Regions from separate parts of the Homo sapiens genome. Here region 2 is linked to region 1. A link is a loop called in an ENCODE intact Hi-C map of the cell type or tissue named here. Cell type or tissue: HCT116. All regions are shown on one strand. Links, peaks and the distances in the headings refer to the core of each region. The heading gives the core; the rest is flanking DNA. Region 1 overlaps SLC39A8 (solute carrier family 39 member 8). Region 2 overlaps PPP3CA (protein phosphatase 3 catalytic subunit alpha).

What was found. Hi-C counts contacts between places; a loop is a spot of excess contacts. Peaks named below come from ENCODE experiments on the same cell type or tissue, not always from the same donor. Only the 100,000 strongest peaks of a DNase experiment are listed, where the experiment ranks them.
Region 2: it touches region 1 in a loop (5-fold over the local background); 5 of 110 quality-filtered maps call a loop at or near these places.

What each region holds. Positions count from the first base shown.
Region 1 is chr4:102,256,471-102,272,824 of GRCh38, forward strand. It overlaps SLC39A8 (solute carrier family 39 member 8), which reads right to left. Exons shown (of 9, transcript NM_001135146.2): 7 at 11,402-11,609; 8 at 11,020-11,204; 9 at 5,196-6,723. The coding sequence ends at 6,574. Among named protein-coding and RNA genes, the nearest start is that of SLC39A8, 81 kb to the right of the region's middle. RefSeq lists an enhancer at 10,960-12,159. In HCT116, for the core only: a CTCF peak has its summit at 6,768 (motif pointing left); a DNase peak (open chromatin) is centred at 6,731.
Region 2 is chr4:101,178,016-101,194,369 of GRCh38, forward strand. All of the region lies in intron 2 of PPP3CA (protein phosphatase 3 catalytic subunit alpha), which reads right to left. Among named protein-coding and RNA genes, the nearest start is that of MIR8066, 55 kb to the right of the region's middle. RefSeq lists a silencer at 13,777-14,071. In HCT116, for the core only: a CTCF peak has its summit at 10,030 (motif pointing right); no DNase peak of the experiment used is centred there; H3K27ac peaks cover 881 bases.

The sequences.
Region 1 (16,354 bases), core at 4,604-9,603:
ATCTAGTCAAAAGATTCTTATCTGCCAGAAATGTGATAAGTCCACTTATAACTAGTCTCTCAAAACATCCTAGATATTTTTCTCTGTATGCATAGTTAATCATACAAATTAATCTAACCTAATGCCATCTTGTTACCCTAAAATGTTTAATGATAATGGCTTATCATCTTTCATCCCCATAAATTTTCTCCTTGCTTTCAGTGAGCAGCAACTTCACTCCCATATACGCACTTGTTGTGTATTCCTTCTCCTGCCAAATTCACACAGTCACCTCCTCTTCCAGGATAAGACGTTTACTGCTGATAATCACAGCCACAGGGGAAACAAAGAACTGCCATGCTCAAATGAGGGTAAGGTGAGGCAGGTCCATTAATTTACAAAGGGACTGATTACAAACATGCAAGTGGGGTGCAGGGAAACCACAGGTGATGCTACATGAACGCAGGGCTGAAGACAGTAGAGCTGTTACTACCCCTAGGCCAAAGGGACAGAGAGATAGTGGGCACCAAAACCAAAGGAGGGGAATCTACAGGCAGGTGCTGGCCCAGCAACAGTTTTTTAGATGAACTAGGTACGGAAATTGAGAATAAGCATTTATAAACTTCAACAGTAATCCCAAAGAATAATTGTGTCTAATAAAAAATGAGGTTTATCTAATAATAAAAATGGGGTTGGATTTTCTATGTCTTTTTTTTTTTTTCCAAGATGGAGTCTTGCTCTGTTACCCATGCTAGAGTGCAGTGGCATTATCTCGGCTCACTGCAACCTCTGCCTCCCGGGTTCAATTCTCCTGCCTCAGCCTCCTGAATAACTGGGATTACAGGTGTCCGCCACCACCCCCAGCTAATTTATTTATTTATTTTTAATTGTATTTCATTTTTCTAGTAATTTCTTTGAATTCTATCTATTTACAGAAGTGCCAGCTATTGATAAATTGGAAATAAGGAAAACAAGCTGGGCCTTAGCCACAGATATTGTAAGAAGCTTTTCTGTAGAGAAGGCCTTCTTGGGCAAAACAGGCAGCCCAAGGATACCCAGTAGGAGGATAGTCAAGGAAATTGATACTCTATCCTTCCTCTCTTCACTTCCTCCAGTCTCTTGTCGAAGTTCTCCATTTGGCTATACCCACTGAGGTCCATGTGGGTCAGTCTCTGGAGGCAAAAAGCAGGATACAGAAGGGTGGAGAGTGGATCCCCATCCTGTACAGTTGAAAAGTCTATGTCCCCAACATTGCAAATGCACGAAGTCCCATCACCACAGAGTGATGTCATTTAGTCACGGAGTAATGTCTCCCTGTGCCACTTACCAACTTACTAACACTGAACTCCAAATTCACTCTAAATACATGCTCTGTCATAATGAACAGAATTCCTTTAGCACCCATCCTTTACAGTGAGCATGATATTGAGCTGTCTCAGTAGAGGGCGCTGGAGGGATACTGCAACAGGAAAGGGCTCTCCTGCTGTTTGCAGCTGCTGCAAGAGGTCAGCAGTGTGGGTGGGAGGGCTTTTGTCATGCTCTTCCCTGGCTGCATCCCTGAGCATGGGGTTCCTTTGCAACTTCTCAGCTGCAGCCTGGCCTAGCATTAAAAATAGAACCCATTACACAGGTTTGTTGTAAGTAAGTGTTTTTTGTTTTTTGTTTTTTTTTTTGAGACGGAGTCTTGCTTTGTCACCCAGGCTGGAGTGCAGTGGCGCGATCTCGGCTCACTGCAAGCTCCGCCTCCCTGATTAACACCATTCTCCTGCCTCAGCCTCCCGAGTAGCTGGGACTACAGGTGTGTGTAAGTACTAATTTTTAAAGGGCAGATATAATCAGTATATTAACATGCAGTTCTCACAGGGGTAACTAAAAACAACTTTTAATTTTATTCCTCACTGTCTGCTTGGGAGTGAAGGACTGGCTAGCCCTTCTCCTACCCCTGGATGAAACTTGGGGTGGCACAATGGCTGTTCTCACACAGGACTTTGGAGGGAATATAAAATCCTACAATTACTTCAAGACACAAACATAGTCTCAAGTCAGTTATTGAAAATGTCCAATCCAATGCATCAATCAGTAATTCAATTTGTATTCAAAGGTAAGACTTCTGGGAAGGAATCCTTCTCTTTTATTTCCTTACTCCCCACTGTTCACTAATTGGCTTTTGGCCCTTCCAGGGTTAAGTGCTCAGATGAAGGAAAGAAAAGGGGATAAAAAAGTTCATACTTGACAGATACTGTCAAAATGTTGCTTAATGCTGTCTGTCTGACAGATGCTTAAGACTAACCTTTCTTTTATAGACACTTTTGGGATTCTTCAGAGGGGTTCCTGCCAAGTGATGTATTCTAGTTCTCCAATTGCCCCACATGACTTAGTCCTTGGTTTTCCAGAAGTTCACTCAGTACTGACCTTCTTCTATTTTCAAGATAGTACCCCTCTTACACAAGATTTTAAATTGTTCCAAACCAGAACTTACACACCACTCGGCTCACACTAGACCATGGGAATATTCGTCTACCTTTTATCCCAACAAACTCTACGACTGAAGGTCAAGCTGGGGTAGCAACAACTCTCCTCACTTCACCTGCAAAAGCACTTGCCAGACCTCCTCTGAGCCTCTCTACAGACACCACCCGCAGTGTCTGTGAGGTCTGCTAATGGAGCTTGCCACAAAATACAGACTGAAACAAGTTTTATAAACTTCCTCAGCTTTTTGAGAGAGGGAAGAATTTCCCATTTGAATTCTTCCAAGGAGATTTCCCCCTGTACTCATAACTTTTCATCTTTATTTTTCTTTCCTATGACCCCTAAGCAAACATCCTGTTGGTGACCATAAGCTTGGCAATAAATTATCCACGTGTTGCCTCACTGGGGTTTTACTACCAGTTGGTCTATACTGTTGTGGGAATAACATGCACAGTCACTGCAGAAGGAATTAAGCCATTGTATAAACTTTAAAACATGCAAGCCCACCCATTAAAATTGTTCCTTGTTATTCTTACCGTATATATCCAAAGTAAATGAAGTTGAGATTTGATGTCATCAGTAGCCCATTTGATTATCTACAAGAATCAGATAACAAACTGGTATTATGGGGGAGAGATATAAATAGGAAATCAGTGATGTGCTCAAACTGTAAATCTAGCCCCGCCATGGCTTATTTCTATACCAGTTGCTTAGCATGGCCAACCCGAAAGTCAACGATTTTAATAGTCCCTGAATAGTATTATGATGATCTCTGGTTACTTAGTAGGGCCCTACCTAGCAGACTGTTTCTGCTTTACCACATTTGGATGTCAGATCCAACTTTTCTTGCACTGACTGGCTGTAATAACCCATATGGGGCAGGGGGAGAAATAAGTGGTTTTTTAAATTTACTTTTGCCAGTATGTGTTAATAGTACTTAGTTTCATAATTCTGGATGTGGCTCCAGTAATCAGAAGAGCTTTAAACAGAAAGATCAAAGTCCATAGAAAAGAGTTTTGTTTCCGTTTCCTTAGAATATAGATCATCCTGTGAAAAACATAGGATTTCTTCAAGGTAAATAAATAGTACTCACAGGAGGCTAAGGCAGAGAAACTATAATGACAAGTAGTTCAAGTGTGTAAAGAAAAATACTGGTTATTAGGAAAGACTGCTCAGATGGGCCAGTATAATTAAAATAGTTAAAGTGACAAGGGATTGATCTGAAACAAGTCATGAGAATCCCTACAAAAAGCAGTTCCCTAAACTGGCTGCATAAGAACCATCTGGAGTAATAAGCTTACGAATTAAACTGATACAAGCCTGTCTGTACCTGAGACAGCCGATATCCAGTCTGGGCTTCTTTTCAGTAAGAGAATTCTGATTTTATTGCTGGTAATGTATCCAGCTAAAAGCAATGTTTCTCAGCTTCTCCTGAAGATTGGTATGGCCATGTGACTAATTCTGGTCATTGAATACAAGTGGAGATTATTGGCTATTACTTCTGAAAAGGCTCTTTAAAGAGGGAGGAAGAGCTGAGTTTGAACTTTTTGCCTTTCTACCCATTCCTCCTTCTATGTAGAATTTAGACCTTAAGGCTGAATCTGTAGCAACCATCTTAGAGCATGAAGCAATCTTGAAGGTGGGAGTCACAAGTTAAAGATGGCAGAGCTAATGGATTAAAGGAGTCTGGGTTCCCAGCCACCATGGGACTGCCATGCCAACCCTGCACTGCTCCTTCCACACTTGTTTTATAAGAAGGAAAGTAAACCTAACATAGATAATCCTGTTACTATACACCATCAAATCCTAAACACAGTGCTACTGGCATTTTCTTAGCCTTACCAGATTGCAACAGATGATTTTCATTTTCAGGCAAGTATAACTACCTCCACAATGCTACCCAGCTGTCAGTGATTACAGCATACCATTTGGGGAAATGCATGTCTTAGAATTAATGAAACAGGTATTTAGAGTCTTCAGTTTATCCAGCTGCCTTAGCTTGCCTGAAATCTTACTAGTAAACTCACTGATTCTGGGACCATCCAGAAGCTGGAAATTCCCAATGTGGAAGAGAAATGGCCATGAGAGAATGCCTTGTGCATACCTGGCACAGAAAGGAAGCTAAGGAAAAGCAATCCAACACAGACATTGCCACCCACAGTTGTATGGAAGGCAAAGTATCAGTGAGAAAGAAGCTGTAGTAACATCAGTGTTGGAGAATCTTTATTTATTATAGGGTTAACCTCTTGTACCGTAATGGACCTTAAATGAGCACAGAAGTCTGGTCTCCAAAGTGAGACCTAAAGGAAGATGATGCCAACCAGAGCATGGAGGACAGACTGGAAGTTTTCCCCTGGCACAGGCCATCAGTAATCAGCTGTTGATATGCCTATGTTAATTGTCTGGTAAACTCGTGGTGCTGTTTTGGCTCTTCTCAACTAGTTCACTTTTTAAAAATTTAAGCACCTCATTAAAGAAACCCTTTTAGATGTGGTAAAGCGAAACAGTCTACTAGGTAGGGCCCTACTAAGTAACGAGAGATCATCATAATACTATTCAGAGACTATTAAAATCGTCGACTCTTGGGTTGGCCATGCTAAGCAACTGGTATAGAAATAAGCCATGGCGGGGTTAGATTTACAGTTTGAGCACATCACTGATTTCCTATTTATATCTCTCCCCCATAATACCAGATACATGGTAGTCACTCAACAGGACAAATATTAAATAACAAATGACACAATACATGGTTTCAAAAGGGTGTTTACTATTTGGCCAAACAATATTTTTTAATTGTCAGTCATAAAGTGAAATACATACTAAAATATATATTAAATATTCACCAAATCTGCATTGCTGCTACATGAAAACATTTTTTGGTCTGTTGGAAAATGTAATTCCTGAGATCATTGTTGGGCTTTGTCAATCATTTTCCTCACCATCAAATCACCTTAAGTGACTTGGGAGTGTGAATCTAGGATGTTCAATTTTAGACCAATTTTCTCTATCTTCTAAATGAGTAAACAGGCTCTGTCTTTTATAAAAGGTAGAAAAATAACCATGGTGTGCTAATTTTTTTCAAGGTATACCATATGGAAAAGTATAGGCTGAACACAAAGGAAGTCTTTTCTGAATGGCTCTCGATCACACATAAGGAACATATGTTTTCCAGTTAATCTGTCCTTGATGTACAGCAGTCCAGCTGTTGTTTTGCATTTATTAAAATATTCTCTGCTAAATAGTTATGTTTGTCTTTAAAAGTAAATTGCATAAAATTACATCCAATTTCTTTCTCTAAACCAACATATTCTTCACCTTCACAAAGCAAACACATGGTGCACTGAAACCGAGGTGTTACCAGCTTTACATACTGTTCTGCCATTTGTGAGGGGTGCAACCACAACATAAGTCAGAAAAAAAGCTATCCAGCTTTTCGTGGAATCTGGTGAAGTTTATACTTAGCGATAAGCCTCTAAGCCTGAACTTAGCAGGGCTAGCAAAACTTTATTTATTTCCTAACTCCTATTATTTTAGAATGGTTTTCAAAATAATACTGCAAGTTCCTAATTGAAATACAAAACAGAACAAAAAGCTGTGAGAAATCTTTTTTTTCTTTGGCTCCTTAAAGACTTGGAATAATTTATATTAGTGTTGCATACATTTTACCTTCTACATTTTGATGTACTTGCTCTTGAAAGCACTAGAACAAATTAATTGAAATAAAACCTCTCTGAAACCATTTGAATCTTTGATCCTACCATAGAGTTTTAAAGGCTTTCAGGATATAACTTGTATTTTCCCCTGAGTCTGAGTGTCTACATGATTATAGAATGCATGTCTCTTGCTTCATGGTGATATCTAATATGCATGGAATACTGAAAAATAGGTATTTCCCAAAGGCTCCTATATACCAGGCATCTCAGACTGACACTGAAAACCTTTTGAAGCATTTTTAACAACAAATAATGGACTATTTCACAGACTGATGCCAATAATTAGTTTTCTGGACCTACAGTTGAAAGCAAAATTATCTTTTTAACTAAATAGGATCAGCTTCAAAATCCTTTTTGGAGATGTTTTTATCTATTAAATGCCTTTATTAACAACACCATCTTCCATTTTCTATTACTCCAATTCGATTTCTCCTGCATACAAGGTAATGAGTAGAATGGCTGTGAATCCAGTTAACATTCCAGCATTCTGAATCATGAAGAAGGTGAAATCGGTTTTTCTTCCAGTTACCTTTTCTCTCAGCATATCATTCATCTCTGGAAACTAGAAGACAGATATATTGTTAGATAACTGTTGCCATCTTGTGGCAAACCACAAAACAGTCACTTAGAGGCATACCTTGGAGACAGTGTGGGTTTGGTTCCAGACCAGTGTGATAAAGCAAACATCTCAATAAAGCAAGTTACATGAATTCCCAGGTTTCCCAGTGCATATAATAGATATATTTGCATTATACTGTAGACTATTAAGTGTGCAATAGCATAATATCTAAAAAGGCAATGTATATACCATAATTTAAAAAAATACTTTATTGCTAAAAAATGCTACCAATCATTCGAGCTTTGGGTGAGTTGTAATCTTTTTGCTGGTGGAGTCTTGATTCCATCTTGATGGCTGCTGACTGATTAGAGTAGTGGTTGCTAAAGATGGGAGTGGCTGTGGAAATTTCTTAAAATAAGACAACAATGACATTTGCAACATCAATTTATTTCTTTCATGAAAGATTTCTCTGTAGTGTGCAATGCTGTTTGACAGCATTTTACCCACAGTAGAAATTATTTCCAAAGTGGAGGCAATCCTCTCAAACTCTGTCCCTGCTTTATGAACTATGTTTATAGAATATTCTAAATCCTTTGTTGTCATTTCAGCAATGTTCACCAGGAATAGATTCTGTCTCAAGAAATCACTGTTTGTTCCTCCGTAAGAAGCAACCCCTCATTCATTCTAGTTTAATCACGAGATTGCAGCAATTCAGTCCCATCTTCAGTCTCCACTTCTCATTCTAGTTATCTTGCCATTTCCACTACCTCTGCAGTTACTTCCTTCCCTGAAGTCTTGAACACCTCAAAGTCATCCATGAGGGTTGAAATCAGCTTCTTTCCAATTTCAATTAATGTGGATATTTTGACTCCTTCCATAAATCACAAATGTTCTTCATATCATCTAGAAGGATAAGTCCTTTCTAGAAAGTTTTCAACTTACTTTGCCCAGATGCATCAGAGGAATCACTATCTACAGCAACTAGAGACTTACAAATTATTCTTAAATGATATGATTTGTAAGTCAAAACTACTCCATGGACTGATCCATGGACTGCGGAATGTATGTTGTGTTAGCAAGCACAAAAACTTTCATCTCCTTGTACATCTCCATAAGAGCTCTTAGGTGATTTGATGCACTGTCAATGAGCAGTAATGTTTGAAAGGAATTTCTTTTATTTTTCTGAGCAGTGGGTCCTAACAGTGGGTTTAAAATACTCACTAAACCATGCTGTAAACAGATGTGTTATCATCCAGGCTGTGTTGTTCTATTTCTAGAGCACAGAGTGGATTCAACATAATTCCTAAGGGCCCTAGGATTTGGGGAATGGTAAATGATCACTGACCTCAACTTAAAGTTACCAGCTGCATTAGTCCCTAGTAAGACAGTCAGCCTATCCTTTGAAGATTTGAAACCAGGCATTGACTTCTCTCTAGTATGGAAAGTCCTGGATGGCATGTTCTTCTAACAGAAGGCTGTTTCAGCTACACTTAAAATCTATTAGTTTAGTGTAGTCACCTTCATCAGTGATCTTAGTTAGATCTTCTGGATAACTTTCTGCAGCTTCCCATCAGCACTTGCTGCTTCACCTGACACTTTTATGTCATACAGATGGCTTCTTTCCTTAAACCTAATGAATACACCTCTGCTAATGTCCAGTTTTTCTTCTGCAGCTTCTTTACTTCTGTAAGCCATCATAGAATTGAAGAGAGTTATTCCTTGCTCTGAAATAGGCTGTTGCTTAACGGAATGTTGTAGCTGGTTTGATCTTTCTATCCATACCACGTAAATTTTATTCATGTCAGCAATAAGGCTGTTTTGCTTTCTTATTATTTGTGTGTTCATTGGAGTAGCCCTTTTAATTTCCTTCATCAATCCTTTCTTTGCAGTCACAACTGGGCTATCTGGCAAACAAAGTCTAGCTTTTGGCCTGCCTTGGGTTTCAACATGCCCTCCTCACTAAGCCTAATCATTTCAGGCCTTTGATTTAATATGATAGATGTGCAGCTCTTCCTTTCACTTGAACACTTAGAGGCCACTGTAGGATTATTAATTGGTGTAATTTCAACATTGTTGGGTGTCAAGGAATAGGGAGGCCCAAGGAGAGGGAGATGGAAGGATGGCTGATCAGGGGTGCAGGGAGAAAACACACACAACATTTGTCAATTAAGTTCACCATTTTATACGAATGTGGTTCATGGCGTCCCAAAACATAATAGTAACATCATAGATCACTGATCACAAATCACTATAACAGATATTATAATAATAATGAAAAGGTTTGAAATCGTTTAAAAATTAACAAAATGTGACAGAGACAGGAAATAAGCCCATGCTATTCAAAAAATGGCACTGACAGATTTGCTTGAGGCAGGGTTGCCAAAAACTTTCAATGTGCAAAAAACCTAGCATTTACAAAGTGCATCAAAGCAATGTGCAATAAAACAAGGTGCTCCTGTAATAGAATGCTGGGAGGGGTGGTATGATCATTTACTTTGGATGTTTAAAGGTTTTAGTACTGATAGCTTAATAGGAATATCTAGTTCTTTCAGGCATCAACAAGAGTAAAAGTACTGAAGTAGTATTTTTCTCCAACTGAATCAATCAGTGGGATGGAATTTACCTCATTTTATGTTCTCTTTCTCCTTTTCCATTACCTGCTCTCTATGCTTCACCCAACCCATTCTTTCATGACCTCAAGTTTACCCAGCAAAATCTTCACATCTACCATCACCTGTACCAGAACTTGTATTTCTCTAATTTTTCAGTGGACTAAATCCTTCACGTTTTACCTTATATCTTGCTAAAACACTTTTGCTAGCTAATCCTAGTTTATTCTAGATTCCTTTATTATCATCTCTCATCATATATTCTACTTTCTCTCTTATTTCATAGCATTTTTTATTATTTGTAATTATTTAGTCATCTGTGTGATTTTTTGTTGTTTAATTTAAGGATCCCCTCTTTCTAGAGGAAAAGCCCCATGAATGGAAAAGCCCCTTGAACTGTGCCTATTTTGCTCACTCCAGGATGAGTATTATTTCTTAGTATTATTTCTTTAAACTGAACAACTCTAGTAAGATTCCATTCTTATATCAGAAAGTAAAATGACTATAAGATAGCATGAGACATTAATTTTGTGACAAAAGTTATAAATGTAGCATTGGTTCTAAGAGATGAAATCCTTGCTCTTCTGAGGGTCTGCAGAGAACAACGAACAGAGCTAGACAAATATAATTTGGAGGTAAGAATGCAAATAAAAAACTCAAATTATTAAATTATGTATGTAATACATCCAGTTCCAAATGCAAAAGAAATAGTCCTTGATTTTCATACACTACCATATTATCATTTTATAGAAAGATTTCCATGATTTATTTTAAAATGCACAGGATATTCTCTCTCTTACACACACACATGCACACTCTTTTTTTTTTAGATGGAGTCTCGTTCTGTCGTCAGGCTGGAGTACAGTGGCACAATCTCGGCTCACAGCAACCTCTGCCTCCCGGGTTCAAGCAATTCTCCTGCCTCAGACTCCCGAGTAGCTGGGATTACAGGCGCCCGCCACCACGCCCGGCTAATTTTTGTAGTTTCAGTAGAGACAGGGTTTCACCATGTTGGCCAGGATGGTCTAGATCTCTTGACCTTGTGATCCGCCCGCCTCGGCCTCCCAAAGTGCTGGGATTACAGGCATGAGCCACCGCACCCGGCCATGCACGCTCTTTTGAGCACAAACACACACATACACACAGATACAAAGACACAGACATTGAACAGATATAAATATATACTATGTCAAATAACTATTGTCAAAATTTTACCAATTTTAGTGTACCAGTTTTAGTTTAACCCAAAAAGCTGTCACTGTTTAGAACTTTGAAATAACAAAATGCTATTTACTCTAATAAGTTATTCCTCTTCCAAATGTGGCATAGACACAAAAGAGGGAGAAAAAGGAGAAAAAGTCCTATAGGGACATACTATAACATAAGACAAGATGTACCAACCACAAGGGGAATAGAGATAGAGGAAAATATCTCTATTTCAGCAAAAACAAATCATTTCACCTTCAAACAATACGATTATGTTTTAAAGAACCAGTGAGGATCAGTTTCAAATTACTATTAGTGTAAACTACTCAAGTAGAATGATCTGTTGAAATGGGATTGTTCTGAATTACAACAGAAAGGCCTTCCACACTGCGGAAAGCAGAAGGCCACCCTTAGTTAACTTATAATCCAGATACTCATTTCCAAATTTTAAATTAAAAGAAAATACAAATTTTAAGCTTCTTACCATATCTGCCAGAGAAATATAGAGGAACATGCCTCCAGCAAGTGCAAATATAATATTTGGAGCGAAATTGTTGCCCACCAAAATGCCAAAAGCTAGCCCAACATAGCAGGAACATGCAGAAAGGAAGTTGAATAGCAAGGCTTGTCGAGTGCTCATCCCTGCATTGAGTAGGATCACAAAGTCTCCTAGAAGAAGAAGAAGAAAATATCAAGTGAATAGTTTTTTTTTTATTTCTGGATGATATCAAAGATAATCATCAATGTCCAACAAGGTCTTCATTTTAGTGCATCAGAAGGATTTTAAGAGCATGTCACCTGAAAAGTCTCATTCCACTGAAATCAAGAAGTAAGCAGACTTTTACAATATGAACAGAGCTCCTTACCTAACTCGTGGGGAAACTCCTCACATAGGATTGCTATGGAAGTACTGAGTCCCTGAAGGAGAGACAAGGTGCAGGAAGCCCCAATCGCCAGGCCATCGATGAAATTGTGGAGGGCATCGCAGAGCGTTATCATCCAGGCAATCGTCCCTATTTCTGACAGTTTGGGCCCCTTCAAACAGGTACATGAACTTGGCTCTTTTTTTCCATCCTAGCAGAAAATCAATTAAAATGATAACCAACATTTCTTGAAAGTCTCAGAAATACAGACAAGTTGGAGATGGGTTGTGCTTGAGAAAAACAAATTGTTCCAACAGAAAGTCTTTTAGAGTAACTAGGAAACCCTAATAATATATAACAGAGCAAAGAAAACTTATGGTTGAGAGAAAGGAAATTCATCAACTGACACACCTCGAATAAGCCACTAACAGATATTTTCCTTTACTTTCCCTTTAAAACAATTCTTTTGACTTGTATAAACTTCTTCCTACTGCCTTTCTAAAATGTAGCAGATATTAACCTAAGAAATTTATTTATACACAAGATTTAAAATGAAGGAAGTTATTCAAAGACTAAACTTAAAGTCTTTTTTATGTTACAATTTAAATGTGAAATCCACAACTAGAGCATGATGAATGACATCAGCAACATTTGTTCTAACCCCTCCTATGCCACCATGTGACAGGGAGCAAGTTATCACAGAGTTCCTTCAACTGTGAAATGAAGACATTGTACTAAATGATTCATTTATTTATCAACAACTTATTGAGTTTCCATTCTGTTCCAGGTACCCTGTGGAGGGTTTAGGCTGTAACAATATGGTCTCTACCAGCTCCAAAGCTTAATTATTTTCTTAACAAATTGCATGAAGTGTAAATGGAACAGGCTAGCCTTTACACTAACACTTCCTTTCATGTAGAAACAATTAAAAAATAGAAAATCCTGTGATGGACTCTTTGTAGGAATTTAGATTTCCAGAAAATTTACAAAATTGTACAAAATCAAATGACAAATGCCAACTAAAACACTTTCCAGAAGTTGTAGAAAAAGATAAAATGCAAATTCATTTTTAAGTACAAAAGCACTTTGCAATTAACTGGAGAACATTTTATTCCTAATTCTCCTCCTCTCACCTCTACCTAAGCAGCTAATCATTACATTTATTGAACTTCTGAAATTTGTAAAACACTCTGTTGAATGCTATAGGAAATACACAGAAATGGAAAACACAGCTTCTGTCTTCAAGAAGTGTATTTACATTGGAGAAACAAGTCATAATATATATGGATACATTAAAAAAAAAACATGCAATATATATCCAACAGAGAGGGGCTTACTTCAGAGCAACCATCTAAGAGGTTTTACAGTTACTCCAATATCACTTCACCACTCCAAACACTTTGGGGACCAACACTTTCAGAATCAGCCTTAGATCCTGCAATACATCTCTTTACTATTTCGTTAGTGGCAAATCTGCACCTTTGGATTTTTGTTTGTTTGTAGGCACAGATAAAAGCATTTGGAGCAAATATTTTTTTAATTAATATGAAATGAATGGGAAACTGTTAGTAATAGGATTCATCATCATTGTCATCACCAATGTGGTCGTAGTAGAAATAGTAACAGCAAAGGCACATAGCATTTATAATGTGCTAGGCACTGTTCTAAGCACTTCAAATACCGAATTCATTTGGAACAATTCTATGAGGAAAGTACAACTGTTACCATCATTTTATAGTTGAGGAAATTAAAGCACAAAAAGGTTGGTAAACTTACCCAGAGATACAAAAAAAGAGTGAATGGGCATTTTTGGCAACAGTGCTTTACTACTACACACATATCGGGGATGGGAATTCTTCTCTGTAATAGGATCTGAAGGTAATTCGCAAGGAGACTTCCCCACCTCTCAGAAAACTCTTCTGAACGCTTGATGCAACATTGAGTAAGTATCAAATCTTTTTTATTTTAAGAAACAAAGCTTATCCGCATAAAAAATTCTATCTTTTCTTAAAATGTGGGCTTTTTATTTTATAGCTGTATCTTAAACGCACAACACAATAAACAATCATAATTTAGCACAGGTGGATCGGGTAGTTTGCATAAAAAATGCCCCAGAGCGGGAAGCAATTACAGCTGAAGGAGAAACAAAGGTGGTCATAGGGAAAGCCACAGAGGAAGTGACCTGGGCTTTGTAAAACTTAATGCCGTGATATACTTAATGAGATTATTTTGAATTAAAGCAGTTGTTTTCATCTTCCAATCTAATTTGTCTAATTACATGTTTAAAATTTCCTTATTGTGATGACTTCAGAAGAAGACTACAAAACCAAGTCTTGACTACCTGATATCACTACAGAGTCTGTATACAAACACCCTTAATTTTACAGAAGAAATTAAATTAATATATCAGGAATGATTCTCATACCTCTAAGTACAGATATTATTGACTCTATTTATTATGCCTCATGCTTTGGTCCCAAATGATACTGTTGAGCAGGTAAGAGTTATACATTTTTAATAGTTTTGGAACAAACCAAAGTCAGCAAACCTTCACAGAAACTTCTTTTTTAATTCACCTAGAATTAAATCACTGAGCAGAGAGAACACTAAATTCAAGTTCCTGTAGTTAAATTAGTGAATATGCCTATCTCTCTCTTTCCTTTTTAAATTTTTGTTTTCTATTGTTATTGTTGTTCACTTGCTTGCTTTCTTGTCTGAGTTTTACTCTAAATATGAGGCTATTTCTATCCTCAGCCATGATGAGGCAATTCAGCCTAGTGAAAAGACACTAAGTCTGGAATCTAAAACTGAGTTCAAGCTTGGCTGTGAGAAGAATTACCGTGTAATCTTCAGCAAGACTTGTAACACCTTTCACTTAGTTATTAATGGGGATGGAAGTCAAAGCAATGTGTAGTGTTATCAGAATGGGGGAGAAAGAATATCATGCACCAAAGTTAAAAAAATAGAGGGAGACTATGTTGAATCCCAACATAAATTGGAGGGCAAAAAACAAAATTTTTTTCAAAAAAAGTACTTAGAAATTAAAATGGAGAAAACAAATGGGCTTATTGCAGAACAGTTTAAGGAAGGAGGAGAAAGTTGTAGAGGATGAGGAGGCCTGGGGGAATAGGGAGCACAAGGAAAGGGAGAAGTAGCATGAGGAGGAGGAGGAGGAAGACAAGTATAAGGAGGATGAGAAGGAGGATGAGGAAGAGGATGAAGAGAAGGATGATTAGGAGGAGGACAAGGTGGAGCATGTGGAGAAGGAGGAAAAGGAAAACAGGGAGAACAAGGAGAAGGAAACGAGCAAGCATGAGTAAGAGGAGCAGGAAGAGGACTAAAAGGAGGAGAAAGATAAGGACAGACAAGAAGGACACAAAGGAGGAGGTGAAGAATATATGGAAGAGTCTCTTTTAATAAGTACAGAATGTGAATCTAATTCTATTCCACTAAATCTCATAAAAGGCCATCACAGAGGATAGCTTCAGTAATAAAGTGAACAAGAAAATCTGATTGTCACTCAGTATCCTTCATCAACCATCCAAATGTTTGCTTAATGGACCCACATATAAAGCACAGAGTGGTGCAGAGGGAGGATATATATAGGTTCAGCATTCTCTTCTCCTACCAGGGGGAATCTGGCTTTCCAGCACTAAAGAAGTCCCAAACTTCAAAAGCCAAGGCTGATGCTGAGCCCCCAAAAAGCTATCACTGTCCAACAGGGCAAGAGGACCAGGTGGCTGTATGTGGTAGCAGAATGATTCCACTGGATTCCTCCCATTATAAGGGGATGCTCTTGGACTCACAAAGATAGACATATACAATATATGTCTTCCCTGCCTTCAGTGCCTCTGCAAGCACCATCATTCATGGACTTATAGTGCAACTGATATATAGCCAAGGTTTCCTGTGAAAACTATCTCCTAACCATTTTTTAGCAAAGGAAGTGAGACAGTGGGCTCAATACATATAATTCATGGATCACATCACCTGCACCCTCTAGTAGCAACCAGTTTGACAGAATGATGAAATGTCCTGATGAAGCCTCAGCCAGGGTGCAAGCCAAGAGATAACACCCTGAGAGGTTGGAGTTCTGTTCATAGGTTGGGCAGCCAAGTATATGGTGTCATCTCTGCTGTAGAGAATGCACAAATCCAGGAACCAAGAGGTGAGAGTAAAAGGGGTATAAGTCAGGCTCAGGGGCTCCTGCCAGTAATCCCAGCACTATGGGATGCCAAGGGGGAGGACTGCTTGAGGCCAGGTGTTCAAGACCAACCTGAACAACATAACTAGACCTCGTCTATACAAAAAATATATTACTTTGGGAGGCCGACACAAGCAGATCACGAGGTCAGGAGATCGAGACCATCCTGGCTAACATGGTGAAACCCCGTCTCTACTAAAAATACTAATAAAAAAAATTAGCTGGGAGTGGTGGTGGGCGCCTGTAGTCCCAGCTACTCAGGAGGCTGAGGCAGGAGGATGGTGTGAACCCGGGAGACAGAGCTTGCAGTGAGCCGAGATCGCAGTGAGCCGAGCCTGGGTGACAGAGTGAGACTCCATCTCAGAAAAAAAAAAGAAAGAAAGAAAAAATTACCCAGGTATGGTGTCATGAGCTTATGTTCCCAGCTACTCGAAAGGCTGAAGGAGAGTTACAGTGAGCTATGATTGCGCCACTGCACTCCAGCTGGGCGACAGAGTTAGACCTTGTCTCTAAATAAATAAACAGATAAATAAAGTAATCTATCTTATTTTTATGCCTAATACACCACTTAAAGAATTCTTACTGACAGGCCAGATGGCCAAGTAGGAACAGCTCTGGTCTGTAGCTCCTAGCCAGACCAACGCAGAAGGTAGGTGATTTCTGTATTTCCAACTGAGGTACCCAGTTCATCTATTCAGGATGGTTAGACAGTGGGTGCAGCCCTCTGAGGGCAAGCAGAAGCAGGGTGAGGA
Region 2 (16,354 bases), core at 7,083-12,082, 1.1 Mb before region 1:
CTGAGTTCCTACTACATATCAGTTATTACGTGAGGAGCTTTTCAACATTATCTCAAGTCTCACAGCACTGTAAAGTAGAAATTATTTCAATCACTTGCACAGAAGTTTAAATGAGGAGCATGTTAGGTAACTTGTGGGCAGGATTAGAGCCTATGTCTGTTTTATTCTAAAGCCAATGATCTTCTCACTAGGTGGCAAAGCATTACCCTTAAAACATGCCCATTACACATAAAATGCAGTTGTTATGTGAAAGAATCTAGAACACAAGCATGAATCCATGTTTCAGTTTTACTTTATATGCAAATATTCAGATTTTATTTGTCAGTAGCATGATGAATACTTAACAGTTTTAGCATTAGGCCTTGATTAATTAAGCAAAAAATCAAAATCTGCTCCAAAAAAGACTTACCTTTACATCTGAAATTTTTATTTAAAATCATGGTCATACTGCCCCTGAAAATAATGTATTCTATCTAACAAATATAGTCACACTGTCTCCCATTGACCTCTACTGGACAGACTTTTGGTACTGTGCTCCCAGAGTCCTTTGACCAATCAGGATACATATTTTGCTAAAACCCTTCCTCTCTTTGCCTTTACCATTCTAAATTGCATAATTATCCAGAGTAAGTCAACTCCGAAACCTCTAAAGGTCTATCCTCAAAAAGGCCATGTCTATTCCCATCATAATTTTACCACTGGTCCCTTTCTAGAAATAAGCATTTACATTTGTCATGACACCTAGACATCACTAAATCTAACATAAAACCCTCAAGTTGGTAAGTGTTCTTCACACAGCCCTCATATTAATGGAAGTGTTACTATTGCCCCTCTTGTCCTAATTCCTCAGATTCAATCCAACCACACATAAACCACCTCTGACAAATCCTTTCCTCATCTTCAAAACTAGCATTCCCTGGTCACTCTTAGTCAGCAGATAATTATTTCTATGACCCCTGGCTAACTCTCAATGATTCTTATTTTGTCTGTGGAACCTAAGTCTATTGGTCAAATCAACTGTTTCTTGTTATCACCAATCTTACAAATCCCTTCATCATATTTGACTCCCCACAATTTTCTTCTCTTTCTTGAACTATCTCTCGAACGATCACCCACTCCCCCTCCATTTCATCTCACTCTCATCGTAGAAAACAAAAGAGGTGTCCAGGTCATCACAAGTCCTCATGTAAGTGTAATATTGGTTCCTAGAGTGGTTCCTAGAGTGCTAGTTAAAGAAAATAGCTACAGAACTGAGCCTAGATTTCATCTACACTACTTTTAGGGAGAGGTTTGCCACCCTTTGGATACCATCCCAAGGAAATTATTACCTTGCTGAAAAAGTTAACTGAAAAACAGTGGGTTATCTACCCACTGCTGAAGCAATTCACTTTGTCCCTGGACACCACCACCACTGGTCTCAATTTGGTGATTCATCAAATTAATAGAAACTCAGCATGCTGTCTTCCATAACTGCATCATCCTAGACATGATCCTGGCTGCAGAAGGGGGACTTGTGTAATGGTTGGAAGCCATGCTGTCTCTTTGTCCCCAGCAATCTATCTGATGTTTAAAGAGGTGAAACAAGTAATTTGTCTCATCACTGCCATCAAGGTGACACCAGTGACTTCATGCTAAGAGCAACTGGACAATACTGAATGAATATGCTTCGTGCAGTACTTATTTCAGGGTAAATACTTAATAAATACAAATTCTAAAAATATTTTAAAATATTTGAATCAAGATAATTTGTCAATCTTAATGCCTATTCTTCCATGTCTAGAAGAAATGTTTTCTTACAATTTTTCACATCTAACTGACCCACTCCACCATCACTGTCCTAAATTTCTAATGTTTTACTGTATTAATTTCTGAAGAATCACTCAGGTCTACATTCAAATACAAACATACTCAAAACCTACATGTAAAATATTATTTATATGAAGTCACCTCCATACTGTTAGTGCAGATAGTTATAATCTGCACTTGTAGTACATCATTCTGTAGTCACCCAAAAATGATAGGACCATGATTAATGCACCCAAAGTTATATGTGCAAGTTGGCCAACATTAAGAACATGTGGTCACATCTAGCAGAGATGAGCAGAGGTGGAAACTGGGGACCTTCGAGGCATAGTACTAGGAAAACCTAATATCCCTGTTTATCTGGAACAGTCCTGGATTAAATGTGCTGTGGTAGTATAATTAGTAACAGCTTCCCTGTTTACTTTCAAAAGTGTACCAGTTTGAAGGATAAATTGTAGTATCATCCAATTTGGCACCCATAATTAACAAGTGGGTTCTACTCATGATCTAAGAATTGGTAAAAAGCTAAAACATAGCTATGGGTCACTAGGGAGCTAGCAAAAATCATAACTGAGACAAAAAAGGACAGACTGTGAAAATAAAACCACTCTCCTTGCAGGCCATTTTTAAAAGGCCTGCATGTGAATCCACATTTAACCTACTGCCTGTGGACATCTGACAGTTAAGTTGTATTTCCTATTATTTATAATTGTATGCCTTAAATTTATTCTGGAAGTTGACCTTCCCTGATAATTACTGAAATTTCTTATTTTGAATCAATAATTAGCATTATATCTTACTACAGTAACCCTGGTAATAGAGAATTCACCAACAATATTCTCATACTGGGAATTTGAGAGCTACCCATAACCTAAACTAATGGTAAATTAGGTTTACGGGTCATGATGATGTTAGGGTAATAAATACTGCTTTGGCCAGGCGCAGTGGCTCACACCTGTAATCCCAGCACTTTGGGGGGCCAAGGAGGGAGGAACACTTGTGGCCAGGAGTTCAAGACCATCCTAGGCAACATAGTGAGTCTCTACAAAAAAATAAAATTTAGCAGGGCATGGTGGTGTGCACCTCATTAGCACACTATATTACTACATAATAGTCCCAGCTACTTAGGAAGTTGATATGGGAGGGTCGCTTTAGCCCAGGAGTTCAGGGTTACCGTGAGCTATGATTGCACCACTACATTCCAGGTGAGTGACAAAGCAAGACCCTGTCTCTAAAAATAATAAAATAAAATAAAATAGAATAAGTGTTGCTTTGATAATTTTTTAAAAATATTTAAGAATGTTAAAATAATATTGGTAAGTACTTTTTTCCCCTTTACTAGCTTTTCATGAGAATTTTTTCAAATTGGTAGACCATCACAAGTTTATGATCACCATATTAAAATTAAAAAAATAACATACTAAGTATCTCGACTTTCACAGACTTTTACTGGGTATATTATGGGCATTTATAAATATGTTGATGGCTACTAAGTAGAAGGAATTTAACATCAGAAAAGATATCAAATACTCAATACTCTAAAAACCTGAGGATCCTTTTTAAAACAAGGTCTACAAAGGTAACATAACAAAGCTCAAATAAAATAATATATTTCAAAGAAATGAAATTTACATAACTTAGAATATAAAGGGAAAACAAAAGTGTTTTAAAATTTATTTTAGTAAAAATAAAGTGGAGGTTCCTCTGTTATGCGAATAGTTTTGTCAATTTTTAACTTTCCTCAAATAAGTATAATCTGGAATCTAAAAGCAGGATTTGATAAAAATACACAGAAAAGCCCACTATACTTTGCAGCCAGACCACTCAAAAATCACATTTGACATAAAAAAGAAACACATTACAATGAAAGGATTATACAAAATAAAGTATCTTACAATTCTATGATTATATGAATGTTTAGCAATATGAATTTGCCATGAGAGGCACACAAATGAGTTGTCACATCTTTAGATAAGAAATTATGAGGAGACTTACATATAGGGTGAGACAGGCTAAACAGCACAATTAGGGATGTTATAAATTATAACCATGAGCACTAGGAAGCCTATCGAAATCAAAATAAGAGTTGACAATAATTTGATTGTAAAGTGATTTGTATGGAATAAAAAGGTAAGATTTTGAACAATTTCATATGTGATTATTTACTCTTAAGTTGTCATACTGGGCTATACTGTGCTTTTCTCTATTTCTAGGACAATAAAACCAGGAAAAATTGGAAAGCAGCCTTAATTTTTCTTTAAAAAAATAATTGCATAAAAGTATCTCTAAGACCTATCAACTTTTAAGGTGATAGACTGAGATTCAATTAACATTTTATTGGTATTAAACAAAATCAAATTGAATGAAACAATCATTAAGTACCTAATACAGACAGGCATTGGGACAGATGTTAAGATTGCTTTCAAGAAGTTTTAGATACAGTTATTTCCCTCAAGGAATTTTCAGGATAGCTGGGAGAGAGAAGATACTACCTAATAAACATTAAATAAAACAGGCTTAAGTATTAAAATGCACTGGGAACTAGGGGAAGAGAAAGACCTTGCTATCTGAGGAGTCAAGAAAATCTTTCCAGAAGACGTAGGACCTGAGCCTGCTCTTGAGCATTGTACAGAGTTCACGATGGTGGGGAAAAACAAAACAAAACCACAACAACAAAACAGAAGGCATACCTCAGATAGATCAAATTACTCGGATGTATCTCAAGTTAGAGAAACAAAGACAATCAAGGTTCATTAAAAGAACAATATATTGGCTTCTCTCTGGAAAAGAACAGGGTTTGCGGCAGGGACTGATGGTAGCTATGGTAGGATACATAGGTAACAATCTGCAGGAAAGGCATTAACAAATCTAGATTTTGTGTTTGACATGGTTTAGCTGTATGCCCATCCAAATCTCATAGTGAATTCCGACGTGTTGTGGGAGGGACCAGGTGGGAGATAATTGAATCATGGCAGTAGGGCTTTCTCATGCTGGTCTCATGATAATGAGTTAAGTCTCACGAGATCTGATGGTTTTAAAAATGGGAGATTTCCTGCACAAGCTCTCTCTTTGCCTGCTGCCATCCATGTAAAATGTGACTTGCTCCTCCTTGCTTTCCACCACGATTGTGAGGCCTTCCCATCCATGTGGAACTGTAAGTCCATTAAACCTCTTTCTTTTGTAAATTGCCCAGTCTCTGGTATGTCTTTATTAGCAGCATGAAAACAAACTAATACAGTATTAGAATGCAGGTGAAAAAATTTATTAAAAAGACCCAGCTATAACAATAGCTTAAATGTGATAAAAGCTTATTTCTTTAGATATAAGCAATTTGAGGTAACATGGCTTGTACACAATGTTGGGACCCAGTGGCCCTTCTGTCTTGTTGCTCTGCCATACCTGACATATGACCTCTGTCCCATGGTTAGAATGGCATCTTCAGCTCCTGCCATCCTAAGAGTATTGGCAAGAAGGGGAAAGGGAAGCAAGGAAGACATTAAAATTTTTAGTTGCATGATCTGAAAGTAACACATGCTACTTTTCCTCATACCGCACTGACAAAAACTTAGTGACTCAGCCATATATAGTGATAGAGGAAACTAAGAAATTTAGTCTTCAGCTGAGTGGCCATGTGTACCACTTAGAAAGAATAGAAACTAGACGAATGAAGGTTGAGATAAAATAGTGTATGATCAACTCAATCCTACAGAATAGTGTGTTACAATGTCCTCTAATGAAAACTATCAAAATCCTTTGCCCTGTTTAACTCTATTTGATATCTCAAAATCAAAAATATTTGTGATTAAAAATATATGAAAGCAATTTTAGAAAAAAATTTTGATTCTCAAAGTTACATGCTATAAAATGGGCACTGTGTCACCATTATGAACAATGCATCTCATCCCTTTTCTTGATCCAAGTTTTTTTATTTGATGTTGTGTGAAAGACAGACTGGAAGCTGTTGACTTTCTCTATCAAGGCTATTGCACTGCTTTGCTTTTCCACATTCTTGCTTCAATAACTCATCGCTCAACCCTACCTGATTCATCATAAATTATGATACACTTACCCTATGAACCTTGTGCCACACTGCTTTGAGAATCACTACTATGAGGAATGGCTAGTTACAGAGGCTTTCTAACTGTAAGTAGCAAATAGTGCATACATTCTACAGGCCCAAGCTCACAATTATGGGAAGACAAAAGTAGCTAGGTCAGAAAAAAGAGAAGTGACTCCCATAGACTTCCACTGGTCTGTAATTTTATGTCCTTTGACTCAACAGGGAAATGGATCAAAGACACAGAGCTAACACCACAGGATCAACTGAAAGAGAAAGAAATAGGTAGAGAATGGAACCTGACTATGCTCGTTAGTTGTGATACAGGCAGTTAAAGCCACAGAAGAATCTAACAAGGTGATGCTTGTAAGTTGAAGGAAGAAACTATCCAGGTCCTGAGATGGTATACTGTGCTGATTGAGAGCTTGAGGCCCAGAATCAGTTCCCTGCACTTGATTCCTGCGGCTGCATTTACTAAGGCTCTTATTGCCAAGCTTCAGCTTCTTTATCTATAACTGTGCTAATATGGTAGCTACTAGCCACAAGTGGCAATTGAGCACATGAAATATAGTCAGACTGAAATGTGTCTTAAGTATAAAATAAACATCAGAAGTAAAAGACTTAGTAAAAAAAAGAGGGCAAAATATGTTATTAACAATTTTATATTGATTACATGTTGAAATGAAAATATTTTGGAAAGCTGAAGTTATGAAATACATTATTAAAAATAATTTCACCTGTTTCTTTTAAAATTTGTAAGTGTCTCTTAGAAAATTTAAAATTATACATGTAGCTCACACTATGTATCTACTAGACAGATTTCCTTCTCTAACTTTGGGAATAGCAACAGTACCTACACCTCACAAGATTGCTCAACAGAGCATATAAAACCTTTAGTATATTGTTAGGCATGTAGTAAAGGTCCAAAGAATGCTAATTACCATTCTTTAGCACTTGGAGTTAGAAGGGAAGGGCTAAACTAGGTGCTTTATTCCAGGGTGAGGCAAGGGCTTATGGCTGCACACTGCCGCATCAAGCAGGAATCAGTCACTGGGGGAGCTGCGGCAGTCCCACAGAAATGCAAGAAGGAGCAGGAGGCAAAAAATTGCAAGCTATATGCCTTAGTTAAGCCAAAAGGGAGGTCCAAAATGTCTTTTTAAATGGTAGTCAAATGCCATCATGAAATTTTACTTGGTCCTATGCTAAAGTCAGTTGTTTAAATTGTCTCCTTAGATAGCCCAAATATATAAAATAATTCAGCACTTGCATGCCAAAATTCTTCTAACTAGGAAAAAAAAAAAGTAAAATTTCAGACAAGATTTGCGAGGTAATAATATTTTGTTATTTTTATGTGTTATACAATAAATACTATTTGATGAGAATTTTGAAGAAAGAGGTGGAAGGAAGAAGAAGAAAATAATTCTGGGGTTCATCCTTCACTGGAGGACCAACAGGAACTGAGGTCTTATGTAAATTATCTGAATTTCATTGAGGGGCATTAGAAGGATTTCAAGATTGTTTTAAAATGATTCCAATATCTCTAACACAGTACTTGAAAGCAACTTCTAAAGCTAAACTTTTGAAACATGGTCATGTGGGGGAAGACAAAAGAAAATAAAAACTATGTATTCACTTTAAAAATATTAACTAGCTCTTCAAACATTCTAATTTTTACTTCACCTCACTAACTTCACTACCTGTAGCATGCCTTCTTTACAGGTTGCATGATGTTGAGGGAATAATTTGATGCTTATAAACATGGGTGTCAATTAGAAACCTGTTTCAAAGCATTAGTGGAGAATATTAGGAGAAATTCCTATTCAAGAGTATTTTAATCAATGGTTTATGGCCACCTTCCCTGCCTCATAAGACACTGGGCTCTGGAACCAGACTGCCTGGCCTTGAGTAATATTTTAATGGAAGGGTCATGGCCTTAGAACCAAGAACTCCAGGCTGTGGACAGCCTAAGTCTATGACCCTGGGCAAGCTCTGTAAGCCTTTCTATGTCTCAATCTTCTCATCTATTACATGGATATCCAAAGAACACCTATCTCCCAGAGTTACTGCTGAGTTCATTCATTGCTTAAAACAGAAGCTGAAATATTAGCTCCTATCTAAAAATGGTTTAAGTTTCTTTATAGTGTACAAAAGAATAAAGGCGTATTTGAGGCCAATCAATATTATATTGTTTTGACGCATGATCCTTTAACTTACAATTTCTTCATTTCCCCAACTGAAATGATATTTGCCTAGTGTTTTCTTATTAGCATGTTGAAACATACTAAGAAATTGTTATAAAGACAGCCTGAGCTTTCTAGAAACCCTAGAAAGCTTTGACAAAGAGGTATAGAACGAAATACCCCCAAATAGTTTAGGGTTGCCAATGAGAGGGAGAAAAACTCACTGAAAATCCCTGCAACATTTTTCTGATTTAAATGTCAGAAAGCAATCTAAAGTTGCATATTATTTGGGAAATGTAAAATCCAAATAATGTACACTTTGTTGGTAGTTCCATGAACTGTTAAAAAGTCAATTACCCAAACATGAAATGAAAATGTATTTACATCCAAATGATTCTCAATCATCAAATATAAAGAAATTATTACTTTGACATGGGACTCTTTAGCAAAGCCCACCCTTGCATATATTTGGCTATTTACTTCTAGTTTTCTAATATATAATAGCTCATATTTCCCATTTTTTATTTTTCATTTTCTTCTTTCTAATTGATATACTGATAGCGCAAAATATGTTCATGAAAACAAAATTTATTTTCTTTCGAATTAAAACTCATTTGGAATTTAGAAAAGGTAAGTAGGGGACAGCTGTGGTTAGGAGGAACTATCTGCACACTCTGTCACAGCACAGCCCTCTCAGTCTTTACTTACATCCACAAAAGGGGAACTGCAAGCTATATTATCCAAATTAATGGAGTTTTTATAAGGTGTCTATACTTCTAATCACCAAAAACCATACACTAGAATCAACAGTTGATGTAACAGATACATAACAACAATACCGGTCACAATAGTAACAGATACAGCAATAACAACAAAAATTTACTACTCATTGGGCATATCTGTGCTGTGGTTGCAGCGTTTCACTCTTTCTGAGTGACAGGCATGACACTAACACCACTGAATAGATAGAAAGCTGAGATTTAAAGAGGTGAATATCCTGCTGAGTGGTACAAAGGTAGAAAGTGGCAGACACAAAATGCTAATTTAGAGATTCACAATTTTAATGTGGACACCATGCTGGATAGGGAGAAAATAAAGTTACTGCTGCACTGTCATTAGGTGATACACCTCAGGTGACCTGCACAGCAGAGATTAAATCACACTTCCTATTATCACCTCTTCTTATTTCTGTCATTTTTTTTTTAAGATAAACTGACTGAACCAGAAGTTTGAAAATAAACTGAGAATTCTAAACAGGCTACAGAGGAGGAAAAAAGTCTGTAAGATGGCTCATTGCCACCACGTCCTTAATAAACTAAGCTAACCAGCCACAAATTATTTTCTAAGGAGCTAAAATCTTCTCATGTATTTTTAACATTTCCTCAATTCAGAGTCTCAAGTGGAATGGATATTTTATATCAATAATACAGGCAATTTAATGTCTAGCTTTCACCTACCTTTGATATATATTTAATAAATATTACCAGCTTATCTCATGAAGAAGGCAAAGCAGTGGTTGAGATTAAGCTAAGGTCCACCTTTGAAGGAGTTGGCCTTTAATGTTTAAAACATAAGAAAGAGAATTTCAAATGAATAATGTGTTTCATGCTTGATTATCTGAGAATCTCTTATTCGCCAAATGGTATCCAAATATCCACTCAAACTTTACCTTTTAAAATTAAATGAAAAATATGTAACTAGAATTTTAAAGAGGATAATGAATTTCTACAAATGTCTGTGAGCAAAGCTGAGTTCTGAAACTTGCAGCCTGATTATAATGCTTTGTAAGAAAGAATCAGATTATGCTTATTAACAAAGACCAAAGCAAACATGCATATTACTTCGAGAAAACGGAAAGGGAAACACAAACGATCCTTTGTTTGAAATGAAAACAAATGTCTGCATGTCATTTCAAAAATATTCTTCATAAGCAATATAGGATGTATGATTCTGAGAGCAATTAAAAGAACTAGGTGTATCAAATGCATACCACCAGATGGCATCTTAAATTAGATAGCACATTCAGAGATCGTGAGAGTTAATAACTGCATTTCTGGGAATCAGGTTCATGAATTCCAAGTATATCTTTTCGTATTAAAATATCTGACACAAATCATAAAATCCAGAGAAAACTAACAATAATACTATCTTGAATATGACAAAAATATATGAATCTGAAAAGAAAAGCAGTGAAATAAAATGGTGATCTTGACATCTATTTATATGAAGATAAATAAGTCATTAAAAATAGAGGCACAAGGCAAAAGAAAACTTGGTTAATCATTTGAGGCTTCCCTTATTTCTATCTAAAATTTTTCTTCCTACTACTCTTCATATTAAAATACAATGTTGTTTCATAAAAATTTCTGAAAAACACTTGATTATCTCATGGATAAGATTTTTTTTCTGTCATTGTATAATCAGTATAATCCTACTTTTTCAAAATACATTTTGCTATAAATATTATTTTCATATGATGAACGCGATCTAAAAATGTAACTTCTTAAGACTTTGTTATCTCTTTTAGATATGGATTTACATATATGTATATAGTTTGCTACATAGACCTTTTAGGGTTTAATATGAGGAAAAGAACATTGGGCTCTTTTGAAGGCTTTTCCCTACCTCCTCAACAGACTGACTTAGGTATCAAACCATTCCACAGACTTTCATGTTACTTCATAAGGCAATGCTCAGTGATGCTGCTGGCAAGGCAGACAAAATACAGGAGAAGAATAGCTATCTGACCTCCAGGTCAAACACAAAGCCAGGACTGAACTGCCTGAAGGCCTTCTCTCAGGTAATATATTTTCCATTAGCAAGGTGTGGACCTAAAAGCATTTAGTTTATATTTTTAATAATATTACACTTTATATACCAAGACAGTAACTTTACAAAATAGTAAACTAGCTGCATGAAAAATTTATATTCTTTTTATTTTATAAATCCACTAAACCACAGATTCTTCTGTAAGAAACAACTTCCAAACAGACTTGGGTGTTCGTCAACTATCTCATGTGTCTGTGTCCAAAACGCTCCACTAAGAAGACAGAAATCAATAAAATCAACAAACTCAGGAAAACAGAACAGACTAAAAAGATAACTGCTATGTAAATGGTTACACTAACACAAAGAAACACACACATATATAAACACATACTCTAGAGGTTTTCGTATATTTCCATTATATTATTATCATAATTTACTATGTACAAATCAGCCGTGCAGTTATACTAAAATTATTTTTAAATAGAATAATATCCACAAAACCATAATGCATGTTTATGTCCTCAGATGTTCAACATTTAGTAGGATAACAGTATGAAACAAAAATATTATTCAGGACAATACAGTTAATGTCATGTTACATATGGTTACTTCCAGATTTAATGACTTCATAAACCTGTAACATTAACCTCCACCCCCAAATAAAACAGAAATAGACATAGTTGAACTGCTTGGGATTTAATCCCAATTCTGGCACTTCGTAGCTGGGTAACCATAGTAAGATAGACAATTTCACTGAGCTTTAGTTTCCTCATTTGTAGAATGGAACTGATAACAGTACTTTTTTCACAGGGTTATGTGAACACTAAGAGTTAAAAAGTACAGTGTTTATGATAGTGAACGGCAAAAAAAAAAAAAAAAACAAAACCAAAAGAACCTAACAAGTGTTAGCTTTAAAACAAAAACAACTCAGTTTATCCCCCAAAAAACTATAAAAAATTATGATCTACTGTCACCATAGTGTCATACACAAAAAGAAAGCATGTTCGCTAAAATGAAAATGAAATTTTCACTCTGGATCAGTGAAAATTTTGTCATGGATCGGAACCAGTCAGTGACTGGTATTTCAGACTGTTCATTATAGTCCATACATGTTACTGACTCAGAAAGAGAATAAAATCAATGAAGTCTGAAATTATTAGGAACACTTCAGTGAGAAGATGGAATATGGATAAGATTGGAAACATGAGTATAAAAATGAATATAGCATAGATGAGATTGAAAATATGAGTATTACCTGGGTAGACCAAGGAAAACATCTACAGTTTTTTCCTTAAAGTACCTAAGAAAATATTCCTTCCTTATCTGGAGGCATTTCAGTATTACCTGAAACACCACTTCTCTTAAAGCCACGATAGTATTGATTTTAATATATTTTAGCCTTCTCCAAAAGAATTAGAGCATTATTACTGCCAGTGATTGTTTTCAAATTTTAAGAATAATAATTCTGGGGATGTTTACCTTCCTGTGAAAACAACAGGCATTGCTTTACCAAAGGTGCTTAAATATGTCATTATTTGTGAAAAGTACCAATTCATGAGAACATAAAAGGGATGTTAAAAGGGATATGTATACTGTGTCTTAAAGTAAAACAGTTATTCATGTAACCATGACGTAATTGTAATGACTGTCAAATGTTTCCCATAGATAGCGCTACATGTTTATTGATGTTAATAGAGTATTACTGATTCGTACACACAAATACTGAATTACTATGGTTCAGCTATTCTTAATAGAATACTGTATTCATTACCACTCAGCTCACTGATACCTGATTTTGAGCCCCTGGCTTACATTTTTTGTTTGATACACTGTTCCAGTAGCAACTTTCTATAGTAAACTCCCCAAGAGCTTGTAAAGAAAAGAACTACGAATGTTTTTTTCTGGGAAAAACTACACACATAAACTCTATGTCCCAAATATGCCAAGCATTCTGTTTCATCCTGCCTGCTTGTATTATAGAAACACACTTTTTATTTAAAATATAATAAATTATAATCAACAGTCAAAATAATTTATTTCTTCTACTTCTTGAGGACCCTTCGCATCAGTATTCTTTGTATGTTTTCTTCAGTAATGAGCAGGAAAACATTGTAGTCACGGGAACAAAAGCCCAAGACTTTAACCCTACAATGCAGAAGTAGAATAGTGTAGTATAATAGCTAAGCATAGGATATGTAGATAAATGCCTGTTTAAGGCAAGGTCTTCAGCTTACCCGCTATGAGACTTCAGTTTAGGTTCTTAAACCAATGAATCCCACAGTGTGGTCCCAGATCCAGAGCATCATCATTATCTGGGAACTCAGATACTCAAATTCTCAGGCCCTACTCCAGACCTACTAAATCAGAAACTCTGGAGGCAGAACTCAGCAATCTGTATTTTGTGAAGCCCTACAGGTGATTCTGATCTATGGTCAAGTTTGGAAACACTGACTCCACCTGTCTCCCTTTTCACATTTGTAAAAAGCGTTTCCAAGAACAACCTTGCAAGACCAGAGGTGAACAGATCAAAGGACTTTGGCTCTCATGCAGTCACCTTTTATAATATAATCACTTTTTTAACCAAGGGCTGAAATTAAGGAGTATATGGACATCAAAATGATGTGTGGCTGCCACAGGCTGGGACTGAAATGTGCTGACTTGCCAGCAGTGGGCTGGGTACCAAAATAGGTCTCTGGCTGCAGGACAGGCCCTAAAGATTTGGCCACTAAAATCACAAGTGGGCAAAATGCCCCAGACAAAATATTTTATCTCCATATAAACTAAGGCCACATTGCTTCATAGTGACAAATGACACTATGAGGAGAATAAACACTGATCTTTTAGGTCCCAGAAGACACCAGATTCCTATCCCTGCTTAACTCTCCTCAGAGTGCAGGCAAGGGGAATTCTCCTAATTGACGTCAGCTGCTGTAAGGGAAGGACTGCCATGACCTTAAACTTGGCCACCAGTCCACTCTCACATCCAGGAACAAAGCCAGAGGGTTCTCCTGGCAACTGCCTGACATGCTAAATGGCAGGCCCCGGCACTGAGGGAATCCTCTGCTGACCCAGGGACAAATCCCCCACTGCAGGAAACAGGCAAACCAGAGAGATTAGCAGTTTGCCCAGCTGATGCTGGCCTATCCCCTCTGCCCAGAGAGCAGAACATGAGTTCTAAATCATTCTATTCAAAAAACCTAAGCTCCCGGTCTGCTTTTGCATTACAAATGAGTGGAATGTTCTCTGCTAAGTGAAAGGAAAACAGGAAAATATGAGAACTTCAGGGAGAAATGTAAATTGGATCCCTGCACAAATCATCTTACTGTTTTCAAGAAGACTTTAAGAGATATTAACGTTTTAAATACAAACTAATCAGATGTTTTAAAATCAACTTGAACACTCATTTTATAAAAGGTCTTGTAATAAAAATAGGATTAAATCCCCCTACCCTGCCATGGCTTCCTTGAACAAGTATGAAAGTTTCCTAATCACCCCACTCTTAAGAATTCCTCCCCACCTCTTCCTACTCATCTCATCCAGGACACTATTCCAGCCACAAACATGATTATGTAACTCTCCTGCTCAAAGATCCCTTCAACCCCCATTCCCTATAGAATGGTATCAGAGTAAGTGCTGGTTATAGAGATTAATATTTAACCCTAACCTTCCAGCCTCAGTCTCATCCTCCCATCTCCACCCCACCTCTCATACCCTTCTGAAACCCTGCCTTCTCACAGCAAACCTCAAAGAACATAACTAGCCACTTTACAAAAAATACCAGTGGCTTCCATGTGCTGTTATCTCTGCTCACATCATCCTTCCCCATCTTTTTCACATAGTACAATTGTACTTATCATACATGATACAATTCAATATCATGTAATCTGTCAATACTTTCTTGGCTCTCTGCATTCCTTTTGCTGAGTTCTCACACCAGTTTTTAGGTACCTCCATTACAGTTCTTAAAAAACTTATAGTAATTATCTCTTTATGTGTCTGACTCCCTTACCTAGACCTTGGATATTCTATGTCTCATATGTTTTATCATCCATAGCCATAACTTTCAATAAGTTCTCAATGCATATTCACAACAGGTAGGACCCCAGCTATTTAATAGTTTCTTTTACTCAAAGATGAAATGTAATAATCAAGGAGCACTGTCAAGGAAATACTCATTTAGAAGATAGGAACACATTTTGGTTTTAAATTAGCTATATCCACTTGGATACTTCCTAATTTGCTTGAATACACCTAGGTTATATCCTTTAATTTAGTCAACAATTTAATGTACTTATGCTTGGTTAGATATCTGTTTCCATTTTTTCCTGTTATATTCTGAGCCCTTGGAGGGCAAAGACCAGGTCTTATTCACATGTATGTGATATATACCACCTGTACCAGGTAAATGTATAATAAACATTTCATTAAATTGGATCACCAAAATGTGTTGCCTCACTGATTTGGGGCCACAGTTTTTCAACGTTCCATTTGTGTGTTTGCAAGAATACAAAGATAAGTTCAACTACATTTTTTGGGAAAAAAATGTCAAAGAGGAAAAATACTTTTCTTTACAAAATGTCTGCAACACAGAAATAGTCTTCAAATTAAAAATCTGAAACAGCTACCAGTCTAGTCAGCCATGTTAGCTGAAAGAAAAAAAAAAACAGAACTGGCCTCATGGCCCCCTTGTCTGGATAAACTTCATCTCTACTCCTATGAAGATGGTTTGCTCACCTATCTAAATCCACACGCTAAATCCGCTTTGTGAGGGCAAGTCCACACTCCTTTACTCCCTCTCCAGACGGACAGATGCAGGGAGTCAGGGGACTAGGCGGCTTCCTGGTCCTTCTGACTTCTCCAAAATAAAACATAATGAATTTTTAGGGGAAAAAAATCCTAAATGAACCCAAACCTTTCATTGTCTTATGAACACTTGAAGAGAAAGTCTTTGTTCATTTTAACTTTAAAAAATGCTAAAAGAATGAAGGAATATCTAGATTTCCAATAACTAGGACATTAATTCCTCAGTTTTTCTTAAATGGGGGCAAACCATGGCAAATGTTAGTACAACTCTTCTCTAAACATCTGAGACTGAAACATTTTTATTAATAAAAAGTAGGAGGGAAGGACTAGAGGAAAATATGGTAGTGGCTTTTTAATTATAAAATATTGATCACTTCTTTTGAGAGTTTACATATCTACTACGCTTATTTCTGAATTCCACAAAAGAAGTTATCGGTCAGTAACTTACAGAGTAAGTCTCTGGCTTGACTTACTCACCACTGGTCCAATATTGGGTTAATGTTCCTCGAGCCAATTCCTCCTCTACCTGACCCTAAACATAGTTAATACTTCTGAATTACAAATAAGAAAAAATAGCATTGCCAGACAAAAATAAAATGTAAATAATGTCAATCTCTCTAGAATGGGAATCATTCAAGATATTTTGATAAAGAAAGGTGTAGTCTGATACTCAAAAGAGCTTATCTCTTTCTTAACAGTCAAATTCAAATATTCATTTGAAGACCAATAATTTTAAAAGAAA